2 separate regions of the Homo sapiens genome follow, and region 2 is linked to region 1. Evidence: read pairs that join two places in POLR2A ChIA-PET (ENCODE). Cell type or tissue: PC-9. All regions are shown on one strand. Each heading gives the region's core, and the rest is flanking DNA. Links, peaks and the distances in the headings are about the cores only.

Region 1 (6,240 bases), core at 437-5,436:
ATCCTTCAAGCTAGATGTGGTGGAGGACAACATCTCCGTTCATCTTGGCCGTGCATTCCTGGAGAAGGTCCTCTAAGGCTTCCTGAGTATTGGCCTTAGATTTGGATTATTTCCAAAAGGCTCTAGGAAGGAAGGCCTCACATCCATCATGTTCCTTATTATAGGCCAATACTTAGAAGAATGTCCATCGTAGTCAAAATATGTCTCTTCAAATATTTACAGATAAAAATTTGATAGGTATTTTCCCCAAAAGAACAGAGAATTAGAAGTGATTATGGTAAGACAGAGAGAAGTCTAGGAACCCATGCCCAAGATGCCTGATATAGTGACTGTCTGATATCCTCGTCCCCCCTTTCTCCCTACCACACATCTTGTGCCTCTGTAGAGACTTATGCCTCTATGCCCCCAACACCCCACCTTCTCATGTATTTTAAAAACCTTTAAAAATTGCTTAGGTGAATATATTTGGTATTATTTTGGAGTAATATCACACCTGGTGACATTTGTTTTAAGGAGAGAATTTTTTAGTTGGATGAAACAGGGAGTTACCAAATTGTAGCTACTGGAAGGAAAGAACAAAGAACTCAGGTCTAGGCAAAACAAAAGAAAGAACACAATCAGGTAGGCCCAAGAATATGACTGAAATGGTTAGAAGCTTGGCAAAGAAAGTTCCTTCAGAGTCTAAACATCTTGGTAGCCCTGGGAGGTCTGGAAAGTCAGGGAGCAGCTTGTCAAGAATTCTAAAGCAGTGAAATGAAGCCAAGATGTGAATTCAAGGTGAGGAGGGGCCCCAGCAGACAACATTGGTGAACTTTACCTCCAAGAACAGACTATGGGGTGGTTAACTGCAACAAGAAGAAACCAGAGATCTACAAGTGAGCTGTCTCTGGGGCTAGGTCCAAGATGGGGATGACCTCACAGGCAGGCAGGTTAGTTAACTTTGCCCGAGAATTCTTCCATCTCATTCTTGCTGTGATTTTTTTTTCATTTTGATGCAAAAATGATGAGTATATCCTTCTTCAAAATTATGAAATGTATATCTAAGTGGATTGACACCATTTGTAATTTGATTTTTCACTCACCAATATGTTGTAAACTTGAAAGGAGAAAATTACCTCATAAGCAGATATTTCTGGAAAGGTGATTAAAAATGAATAGAATTACTAATACCTTCAAACGGACATGGTTTCAAGCAGCAGATATTAAATATTTTTTCTTTTCTTTTCTTTTCTTTTTTTGAGACAAGGTCTTGCTCCGTCTTCCAGGCTGGAGTGCAGTGGCATGATCACAGCTCAATGCAGCCTCAACCTCCTGGCTCAAGTGATCCTCTGCCTCAGTCTCCCAAGTAGCTGGGACTACAGATGTACACTACCATGCCAAGCTAACTCTTTAGTTTTTGTAGAGACAAGATTTCACTATATTGCCCAAGCTGGTTTTGAACTCCTGGGCTCAAGCGATCCTTCTGCCTTGACCTGCTGGGATTACAGGCAGACTTTCTTTGCAATATGTTAAGCATGTGTGTATATGCCTCTGTGTGTGTGTGCACGTGCACACTTGCACATGTGCATTAGCTAATCTCTCTGGCTGTTTACACCATATTATTAAGCAAAACATGTTGCATTCTGCCACTGCAGGCTTCTTCTTGTAAATAGTCTACAAACCTTTGCGAGCAGTATTGGCTATTGGAATCGGGAAACGTCTGTTTAGGGAACTCTTTCTTTTGGATGGGGTGTGGGCCCAGGGTCTATTCAATTTAGAAACATGAATATAAGCAAGATGCAGATCTAATCCCACTGTAACTGTAGACTAAAGAGAGCCTTTTTATTTAGCTCTATATCTTCATGGGGCTTCAAAGACCCTTCAAATGCAAGATTTCCAGCCATCTCAGGTGTAAGTTGTGCCACATGGTCTGGGTCTTGTTACTTTTACAATCATCAGAATAAACCAACCAAATGTAACATTATTCTTCTTTTGGAATGATTAGTTACTATGTCATTACATCTTTCCACCAGAAAACTGTGTGCATCAATGTTCTTAGGGGCTTGAATAGGATGTTCACCTCCATAGCTCCCTCTAGGAAGGCTTGTCTGAGTGTTGGGGAGTCTCTCTTCATATATATATATTTAGGTATATATTCTTTTGTTGCAGTCCTCTTATTCCTTTTCCTATCTTTTTCTTTCCTTCTGTTTGCAGTTCTATCTAGTGTTTTACTGCTGCCTTTAGCTTATACCCGTGTCACACAATGCTTGATCACCCTCCCTTTTCCTGTCCTTTTCAAAGCTTATCAGAACTGAGCTTTGGTCCTTCAGAGTCATCCTCAGCAAGGTAACAGAACATGTCTATCCACTCATGAAAATGTTTGACTTATCTTTTAATATTTAGATAAGAGATGATACTTAACATTCACAAGTTACTGTAAATGCTGGGGACCATAAGCATGGGGCAGGCCACGGTAAAGATCATTTTGAATGGGCAAGTCTTTCAATTTCCCTTACATCACACCAAGCAGGCAAAGCCTAAATACAGGGCAGGACTTGCCTATGTGATGTACCATTCCAGCCCTCCTTTTCAAAGAAAACTTGAGCAGGGACCCTGGGATACCACCAGCGATGGTGGGACTCCCTTTTGCAATCCAAATAAGCACGATCTAAATGAGTCCAGGTTGGAGCAGATAAGGAATGGGGTTGAAAAGGAGATGTGTTCTTGAAATCGGCCAATTTCATAGCCTGGAGGAGACATTTGTGGTTAGCTGAGTCACACTGCCTTGGGATTAGCCAGCTCTGCTTTCTGTTTCAACAATAAAAAGTCTTGCAAAGCTGCTGGCATGTGAGACAGAGGTATCCAGAAAATTTTGGCATCTTTTCCAGCGGCATAATGAGTCTTAGGGAAGAGACTTGTTAGAGCGTGGTCCATGCACTCTACCACCGGAGAGAGGTCCATGTTCACATAGGATTTATTGCCTTTCAGTTTGTCTAGACCTAAAAAGAGACAAAAGTACATTTACTCTTTGGTAGAAGGGGAAAGCAGAGTGGAAGTCTAGGGTGCAAAGGGGAGGATGGATACAAGGGGATTTATTCTGAATTGTCCATTATAATTGAGGCTCATTTTGAGGATTTACTATCTATTCCTCAGAAAATGATATTGCAATGCTTTCTTTAGACCAGCAGCTCTCAAGATTGGGTTGGCAGCAGATTCTTCTAGAGAGCTCATTAAAACCCAGGTTTCTCGGTTCCACCTCCAGAGTTTCTGACTGAGGTATGAGGTGGGGCCCAAGAATGAGCATTTCTAACAAATTTCCAGATGATGCTGATGCTGCTGGTCCAGGGATCAAACTTTGATCCCTCAGTGCTTTAGAGCAATGAGGAAACGATACTTCATAAAGCCCATGAGGCCCCTAAGCCTAGAAAGTTGTATGTTTGATTTCTAATTTGTTTTAGGGGATTATGTGTCTAGAGAAAATGTGGGTTGCACATGTGCTTGTGCATGTATGTGCATGCATGTGTGGATGTAATTGTGCACTTGTATACTTGTATAGGCTTCTATAATCTGTAAATAAAGAGAGAATCATCCCCAAATGTACTGACTCAGGAAGCTAAAAGGATCCCAGTTCTCATGCAAATGAGATGTTTGAATAATGAGCGAAGATACCTTTAGAGAGGCAGGGATTTTACAAGGGATTAGTGGTGGATTACAACCCCAGTCTTTTCAATACATGGTATTGGGAAAACAGTATATCCACATGAAGAAGAATGAAACTGAATCTTACACCATATAAAAAAATCAACTTAAAATGGATTGAAGACTTAAACATAGACCTGAAATTATAAAACTGCCAAAAGAGGCCTGGCATGGTGGCTCACACCTGTAATTACAGCACTTTGGGAGGCTGAGGTGGGAAGATCACTTGATCCCAGGGAGTTCAAGACCATCCTGGGCACCATAGTGTGACCTCATCTCTATTAAAAAAAAAAAAAAACTACTAGAAGAAAACATAAAGGAAATACTTCTTGACATTGGTCTGGGCAATGATTTCTTTGGATATGACCCCAAAAACACAAAGCTAAACAACAGCAAAACTAGATAAGTGGGACTGTATCCAACTAAAAAGCTTCTGCACAGCAAAGGAAACAGTTGAAAGAGTGAAGAGAAAACATACAGAATGGGAAAAAATATTTGCAAACTTTATATCTTAGGCACAGTTAATATCCAAAATGTATAAGAAACTCAACAGCAAGAAAAGAAATAACCTGATTAAAAATGGGAAGAGAATCTGAACAGACTTTTCTCAAAAGAAGATACAAATGGCCAACAGGTATATGAAAAAAATGTTTGTCACCACTAATCATCAGGGAAATGCAAATTAAAACCAAAATGAGATATCACCTCACATTTGTTAGAATGGCTACTATCAAAAGACAAAAGATAACAAGTATTGACAAGGGCATGGAGAAAACCTCTTGTATACTGTTTGTGAGAATGTAAATTAGTACAGTCATTATGGAAAATGGCATAGAGATTTCCCCCCCAAATTCAAAGTAGAGCTATCATATGATTCTCACATACTTTTAAACCATACCTGAGCTGTGTCTTCTCAAGGGAAAGTCTATGATGTTAGATCTTTCTTTCAACTTCAAGTCCCACTGGCCACAAGTTGTTCAAAGAACCTAATAAGTCTTAGTGGCTATTTTAAACTCCTACTATCCCAGCTTGGGAAATTAAGAAAAGATGACCTTCAATTTGTGGTCTACTTTGGGACCGTGACTTTGGCTGATCTCCAAGTCCTGACTTGAAAACTCTAGTGAGAACAACCAGTGTAAAACTGAGCTCAATGCCTTTTGGTATTTCTGAGACAGAACACATGAACCAGGAACCAAGCCAAAAATAATTGGAGATGGAAGTCAGTGATATATTCAAAGGCATTTAAAAAGTATCGGTATCAATATCAAACAGAGAAAGCTCTTTTAAATGAGGGGTTTTGTTTCTGAAGTATTAAGTTCCATCTTAGATGGAACCTACATAGAACCTTCAGAGTCAGGAACTGAAAAGTAGAGTATTTGATGGCAGTGGCTCTAAACCTATAGTGGCATGTCAGCACTAAGATGTTTGTAAGACCAGACATTTCAGTTGATATATAGATAATGTGTGTACCTCTGTGTGTGTGCATGTGTGTGTGTGTGCGTGTGTGTGTGTTTAGGGTAATGGTGGTTGGAGGAGTCAGTCATTTTAAAAACCTCTCCAGGTGGGTCTGACTTGGCTTTCAGCTCTGCCTTGAAAACTCCTGACCATGAACCTTGCCACAGTTGACAGTCTTACCAAGTCCACTGATTAAGAGGCCTGAGCACAGTTTGGAGGGAAAGAACTACCCATAGTTAGGTGGAACCCTGCTCAACTCAAAGCAGGAGGTCAGTGAGTACTTGAGGAATATCAAGTAAACTTTAACCGACCCAAGAAGTTTGTGGCGGAGGGGAAAGCCTGATAACAGGAGTGTAACCAAAGTCCTTAATGCCTTGTTCACATTATAGTGCCATGGCCAAGCATAAATGGCACGGTCAGGCTGCCTGGGTCCAAATCTAGCTCTTCCACTTACTGGTGGTACAATTTTGGTAAGTTATTCTCTATGCCTCTATTTCTATAAAATGAAGACGATAATAAGAGTTTTTTGGGGGATTTTAAATGAGTGTCCCTGTAAAGCACTTAGAATGGTGACAAGTACATAGTAAATATTTACTATTTGTTAGTTGTCATTATGTCATCTTTATTATTATTCTCCCATCTCTGACTCAATCTCTTGACCAGGAAGGCTCCTGGTGTCTTCCATCTTCTCCTCCATGTGTTCCTGCTCCAGAAAGTTTCCACCCAAGTAATTATTTCCTGTCCTTTCCTCTTATTCAAACCTGACCTGCCCCATTAGGGCTTAACCAGCCATGCTCTTTTCCTGGTCTAAATTCCCTGGGGAATTAGAAACCACACCATCTAGCACCATTTCTGGGCTGTTAGATTACACCTAAGAAGTAAAGGATTAATTTTATTGTGTGCTACATTATTTCATTGTTTTACATTCTCGCTTGGTTACTTCTTGTTGTCAACTAGGTTGTAAACTAAAGGTCAGAGGCTGAACCTTTTCCATCTTTTGTAACCACCATAAATCCTTAATGCCAAGTGTACAGCTGGTGCTTGAGGAAAAGAGGAGGTATGGCAAAGGTGAAGACCGTGGCTCGACTTGCCTTCCTGGGCTCAGGT
Region 2 (6,240 bases), core at 742-5,741, 910 kb after region 1:
CCGTGCCCTTCATGAGGGTGTGTCTTAATTTTCCTTCTCACTCAATGATGTTCTCAGGGCCCCCTGGGGTTGCCAAGACACTACTTTTCACTGCACTGGACATTTGTGTTCCTGCAGTTCATATCCTCTTCCCTTGTGGCTCTTATTTTCTGCCATCATTTCAGACTATGGCATCATGCCCCTGCTTCTGGGTGAGAGTGTGTGAAGAGGGGGGGGAAGAAAGACTTCTACCATGCAGAGGGTGACCTGACTTCCTGTATTGCGGTTGTAACTTAGGGGAGGGCCTCAGGTTGTCAGAGGAGACAGGAAAAGCAGGAGTTGGGTTATAAGTGCAATCAGATCAGATGGAGAGGTGGCATTAAAGTGAATGGATTTTCTTTTCCTGTGTCTGTGAGTAGGAGAAATGTTTTAGTTACTTGCTGCATCATGGATGTGGTAGCCAGGGCTGTTTAATTACCTGAGAAGTGGGGCTAATTGTATCTTGAACAGTGAGTCACTTTCCTGGCATAATTTTCTCTGTGCCCAATCATTACCATATAAAAGTTGTCAGTGCTGGCCCTCAGGAGTGGGATTTGAAGAGGGGGAGTTAATAGGAAGCTGGCAGGAGCTGGGGCTGAGTGGGAGCAGAGCTGATCATAGGGAGGTGGGGATAAGTAGGCATTTTCTCAAAAGGTTGTAGTGGACCTGGTTCTAGTTTCTATCCAGGTGTCTGGGATAATCATGTGGATACTATTAACCCCAACAGTCAACATTCTTAAACACTTCAGTGCTAGACATGTACATTTATATTATTATGTTTACATGTATAGTCTCATTTAATATTTACAGCCCTCCTGTGAGGTAGATGCTATTGTCATTTGCTTTTTGTAGTTGAGCAATGTGCAGCACAAAGCACACAGGCAGCTTGCCCAAGGTCACATAGCTTGGGGCTGTGTGACCCCAGACCCTCCGTCATAACCATCACTCAATCCAGAGGAAGTAGATTGGGGTGGAATGGGGCGGGGTTTGGAAGTACAGAGCGAACATTTGGAAAGTGTTAGATATTAAAAAGGATCATTTTAGGAATTGTGTTGGAAAACAGAGTGAAATGAGAATTTTTTTTAAAAGCCTGGCTATTGTTAATGGAGCTTGGAAAAGCCCCAGCCTCGTTTTGGAGCTGGTGGAGGTCACACTCCCTTGGCTCCTTATTAAGTGATTTCCTCTAAGCTCCAGATAGACCTTCCTAGAATCTGCTTGTGGTGTTGGGTTGGTAGTCAGCAGACCTCCTTCCATGTTCCTTCTTTGCCTGCTGTTTCCCTGTTAAGCTGTGCTAATGGGGGCACCAGGGGAATTTTGGAAGGCTGTGGGAGGGAGAAGGGACACGCTTCATCCTGTTACTGTTCTTGTCAGCTTAGCTTCGGAAAGGGTCTTTCCCTCTGCCAGCAGTAATTGGTTTCCATTTCCAGTTTCCTTCTACCTCTTGGAACCAGCCTTCTGCCACCCCCTGAGATGCCATCCCAGTCCCATGTAGACCTTCAGAAAGGGCTCCTCTTCAGAGGTCAGGGTCCCAGCCCTGTAGGTTTCCTCCTAAATGTGTAGAGTCTAATAACCACCACCTCCTCCCTTTGATTCCTACAGTCCTACCCAAGGAGTGGTAGCTGCTTCCTACAGCTTCCTGAGTAACTCTGTGTTAACTCAGTCTTTTCCATTCTCTAGCACCTGTTGAATAAGATCTTCGTATTAAATAATATGTCGCATTACATAGTATTGCTTCCATTTTCCTAATAGCCCCTGACTGATTAATTTCCCCAAGCCCTAGAATCCTGGCAGAGGTGTGGCGAGAGAAGCTGATACGCAGGAGGGAACCATGGTTCTCAAATCTAAGGATATGGGTGAATTGCTGGAGAAGCTAATTAAAAATGCAGATCCCAGGCCTCCAGTTGCAATAATTGTGATTCAGTAGGTTGGATATAGGGTTAAGAATCTGCTTTTTAAACAGACATCTTAGGTGTGGCTGATGTGTAGTTATCCTCTTCCTGAGGCTTTGAAAAAATCTGCCCAAATCCAGGGCCTTCCCATGGGGTTATTTCTTGACTCTGGAGTTGTTGTACTGGGGCTTAGACACCAATTTTAATTTTTTTTTTAATAGGGCGTGGGCTGTGGATATGCTAATAACCTTTGATTGAAGACCACCAAGGTTGTATATTGCCCCTGGAGGCTGAAAATCCAACCCTTGTTTAGCCCACAAGCTCTGATGCAATTAGCTGGGAGAAAAGAGCTTTTCCCCCTAACTGGGTATTGTCCGCATGTCAGGCCCTGCACTCCGTTGTGTCCAGTCAGAGGGATTCCTTTTTCTTATTTATGCAAAGCCAACGTGCCTATAGCTGCAAAGAAGGGATGGAGTGGGACTGACCTGGAAGTAGGGACTGGCTCTTCTTTTTGCATATAGAGCCCTTCCCATTTACAGGTGGCTTGAGGTTGAAGCAGTAAGGAATCAGAAGCCACCACCACAGCATACATATTCAAACCAGGACACTTGTACCTTTTGGCCTTGCCAGTGGGTGTATCCGTTTATCTGTGTGAATAGCAATAGACATTTCTTTGTGGAATGTTTGGCTTCCATTTGGTTGATTTAATCAGTAAAACAAGTGGGTTTTGCTGGGAGGAGGTGGATTATCCCTTCCAAGCAGAACAGGAAGTTTTTCAATATTGCCAGATCGTTGGACTTTGAGTTTGCAAGGGGCAAGGACTTCAAAGTGACCGTTTACTGACTATAAAAGTCAGATTTTCTCAGTAGGAGTGTGTCCAGCCTACAGTCTAGTGCCTGATGCAGTGTTCCCTGACATGGATTTCGAGGGCTGTTGTGGGCTCTTGTCTGTCCTTCATGTTGTTGTTTAGTGTTTTATATCATCTCTCTATGCTCACATAGAATTATTGAAGTCCCTAGTTTATATTAGCCTGCCACATTTCGTGTGGCCCTACATGCTGAGCAGGGGCCAGTGGATTCAGTTTTTAAAAATTGAAATTCGGATGGAACATTGCTCTTCAGAATGAGCTCTCCTATGAGACCTGACTTTAGAATTGAACTGGATGTTCTGCAAATCAGAAATGCCTGAAGGCAGAGAGCTTCCCTAGGCTTGTACCTTGAAGTTAACTGCCACATCCCCCACAGCGACCTACTTAGAGATAACACATTGAATAAAAGTGCTCTTCCCCTTGCTTTAGGTTATATAGCCCACCAGTGCCTGCTCTCCTCTGTGTAGACCCAACTTGGAGCACACTTCATCTGCCTTGTCTGCGGGTGTCTTCCCCAGTGATGGGCTGATGTGCATTCCATTCACTTAGCCAACACTCTTGGAGGCCTCCTGTGTTCCAGGCAGTGGTCTAGGTGGAAGGGCTGATTCTAGGAATAATAAGGCCGGAGGAGACCGCTCCACAAGCATAGAAGTTCTAGGATGAAGTAGGTAGAGAGTCCCTGCCTGGGAATGGTGAGGAAGTGACTAATTCTCCTTGGAGTTGTTCAAGAAGGCAACATCTCAAGTGATTCATTCATAGCTCGGGCGGGCTAGGTTGTCCTCTCTTCTCCCTATACTCCCCATCAAAATGAAGTAATCTTTTTCTTAGAAGGTAAACAGCTTCACTGGCAGAAAGGTTATGTGTTTTACTCCAGGTTGCATGTTCGTCAGTATCAATATTAGGACTAAAATCCTACAATAGAGTTTTAGCTTTGAGGGGCTGAACCTCTGAGTAAGTGCTCTTGAGACTAATGTTAAATGTTTTTGTTTTTAAACCGGCAAGCAATCATATTCCCAGAGTGATTTTTAAAAAAATCTATTGTGTTTCATTAAGAAAACAAAAATGCCTAGAAGTAAATTCCAATATTAATCACGTTGAATTAGATGGAAATTAGAGTCTGTTCTTTTTTAGCTCCTTATCTCACACATGCAACTCATCTGGTGGCTGGCTTGAATTTACCTAGACTCCCTAATAATAATTTTCATTATCATTGAAAGTTATTACAATTTGTAAATTATTGAATTTCTTTATATTAGGTATCCCAATCCACATACTTTCTGCATGTTCAGTAAGTGTACTCACTGTAGGGTTTTTTGGTTTTTTTTTTTTAGTTGTTGCTTGAGATGTAGCTTGTGGTCCAAGGTGAGTTTATTTACATTTGTTCTGGTTTGATTCCTCTATCTCTTTTAAAATCAGAACCGAGGACTACTTTTTATTTTTCTGTGGTATTATCAGATGGTTCTTGATGAGTTATATACAAGGGCTGCTTGTCTTCAGTGAGGTCTGAGACCTCTAAATGTTTTAACAGGCTTTCTCAGGTAAGATAGTTTATCCAGGTCAGTGGTGAAACATAAGTACATTTCACTGAGTGGCCATTAATCCACCTCATCCTACTGTTTGCTTTTTATGTTTTATTTTATTTTATTTTTTTGGTAAGCTCTAAATCTTTTCCAGCAACCCTGGAAGGAGGCTCTACTAACTTGTTCTTTTGACGGAGGCAGAAGGACAAAACTCAGTCAGCTTGGTGGTGACACAAGCCAGGTCACTTAGGAGGGTCACCAGTTTGTAGCTGCCTTGAGAAACATGGTCTTGCTGCACTGGGCTCAGTGGAGGCGAGCGGTTTGTGCACTGTTATCCAGACAGGCCAGCAGGAGCGTCTGTTTTATAAATTAATGCGTAGGGCAAGTTGTGTGTGTCTCACCGTTACTGTTCTTTGTCTTTGACTTGAGATTGCACTGTGCACATGTTCCTGCCACATAGAATGCACCAGATGACAGAAGAGTCGCTGTGATAAGGTTTTCTTTCTGTGTGAAATAGTAAGACGAGGAGGATGGTGACATGTAGCAGATCAGTTTGGGTCAATGTGCCGAGTACATGCTCATACTATGTTGAACCATATGACATGAACATTTTTGATGTAGAAAAATGGCAATTTCACACTTGCAATCTAATAACTTAAAATTGGGACCATCAAGTAAGGAAGGGTGTACCTTTGAAGGCGAATAGCAGTAACACACTCAGGCAAAATAACAGTCTGTGGTGAACTTTTATTAGACTCACAATGCTTTTATAATTAAAAAATTAATCGTCAACCTTATTGTATTAGGAGATGTCACACAGAATTCTGGATTTTCAGCCTTTCTGCAAAATTCTGACTGTCTTGCTATGCCAGGTCAGCGATCTCAGATGGTGACAGTTGGCTGAAGCAGAGTGGCACTTGTACTCCTGTAGAGCTCACATGTGTGTCCATTCATCCAAGTCCTCTCCTGGCCAGCTTCTGGTCCTCATGTGACTGACTGGCCTGTGGGCTTTGAGGTTGGACACATGATATAAATAGAGCTCAAAGAGTAAGCTGGGGAAAGGCAGGATTAGAATAAATCAGCTGAACCAAAGCCATTTGTTTTGTTTACTATCCATCACCAGCTAGCACCTCTAAAAAGAAAGCCTGAGCCCACTCTTGACTCTGTTCACTGGCAAAGGACAGCTGAGCATACTTAAGGAGTTCTTGCACGTGCTAAGAGATGGTCAAACTCTTATTAAAGTTCCAACTTTGTGCTTCTCATTTAAATATAATATGGTGATTAGAACTTCCTTCCAGGGGCCATAACTAATGTTACAGGCTAATGTGATGCCTTGAAAAAAATCTTGCCATTTATGGGAAGGGGTTACTGGACAATTGACGTCTTAACTTTAACGTAAAGTTCTTATGGACTAATTTTTTTAAAAAAAGTACTAGATGTTTATTGCTACATTGTTCATATGGGGATGAAAACTAGAAATAAAGGGGATACTCATCAACAGAAGGAGGGCTGAATAAATTATGGTACATTAATACTATGAAATATTACGTGGTATTAAAATGACAGATTGACAGGACACCAGTTGACCTGGGGGGATTTCCCTAAGGAGCAACGCTAGCTAAGATTTAATTAGTGCTTACTATGTGCTAGGCACAGTTTCAAAGACTTTTTTTGTGTTAACTCATTTAATCCTCACAACCACTCTATGAGTGAAGTAGCATTATTGCCGTCTTACCAATGAGGAAACTGAGGCATGAAGAAGTTAGGCAAGTCATCCAAGCATAAGCAGTTAGTATGTGGCAGGTCTGGGATATGAACCCATGCAATCTGGATTGACATAGATATTTTAAAATAACTTTTTTTTTTTTTTGAGATGGAGTCTCACTCTGTCACCCAGGCTGGAGTGCAGTGGCATGATCTCAGCTCACTGCAGCCTCTACCTTCC

What was found. Peaks named below come from ENCODE experiments on the same cell type or tissue, not always from the same donor. Only the 100,000 strongest peaks of a DNase experiment are listed, where the experiment ranks them.
Region 2: POLR2A ChIA-PET joins it to region 1 with 9 read pairs; 1 of 35 experiments calls an interaction of 5 or more read pairs at or near these places.

What each region holds. Positions count from the first base shown.
Region 1 is chr2:169,092,282-169,098,521 of GRCh38, reverse strand. It overlaps DHRS9 (dehydrogenase/reductase 9), which reads right to left. Exons shown (of 5, transcript NM_001376924.1): 5 at 2,355-2,978. The coding sequence ends at 2,755. Among named protein-coding and RNA genes, the nearest start is that of DHRS9, 26 kb to the right of the region's middle. In PC-9, for the core only: no CTCF peak of the experiment used is centred there; a DNase peak (open chromatin) is centred at 2,801; H3K4me3 peaks cover 273 bases; H3K27ac peaks cover 1,795 bases.
Region 2 is chr2:168,187,276-168,193,515 of GRCh38, reverse strand. All of the region lies in intron 1 of STK39 (serine/threonine kinase 39), which reads left to right. Among named protein-coding and RNA genes, the nearest start is that of STK39, 57 kb to the left of the region's middle. In PC-9, for the core only: no CTCF peak of the experiment used is centred there; DNase peaks (open chromatin) are centred at 2,585 and 3,515; H3K4me3 peaks cover 2,358 bases; H3K27ac peaks cover 3,969 bases.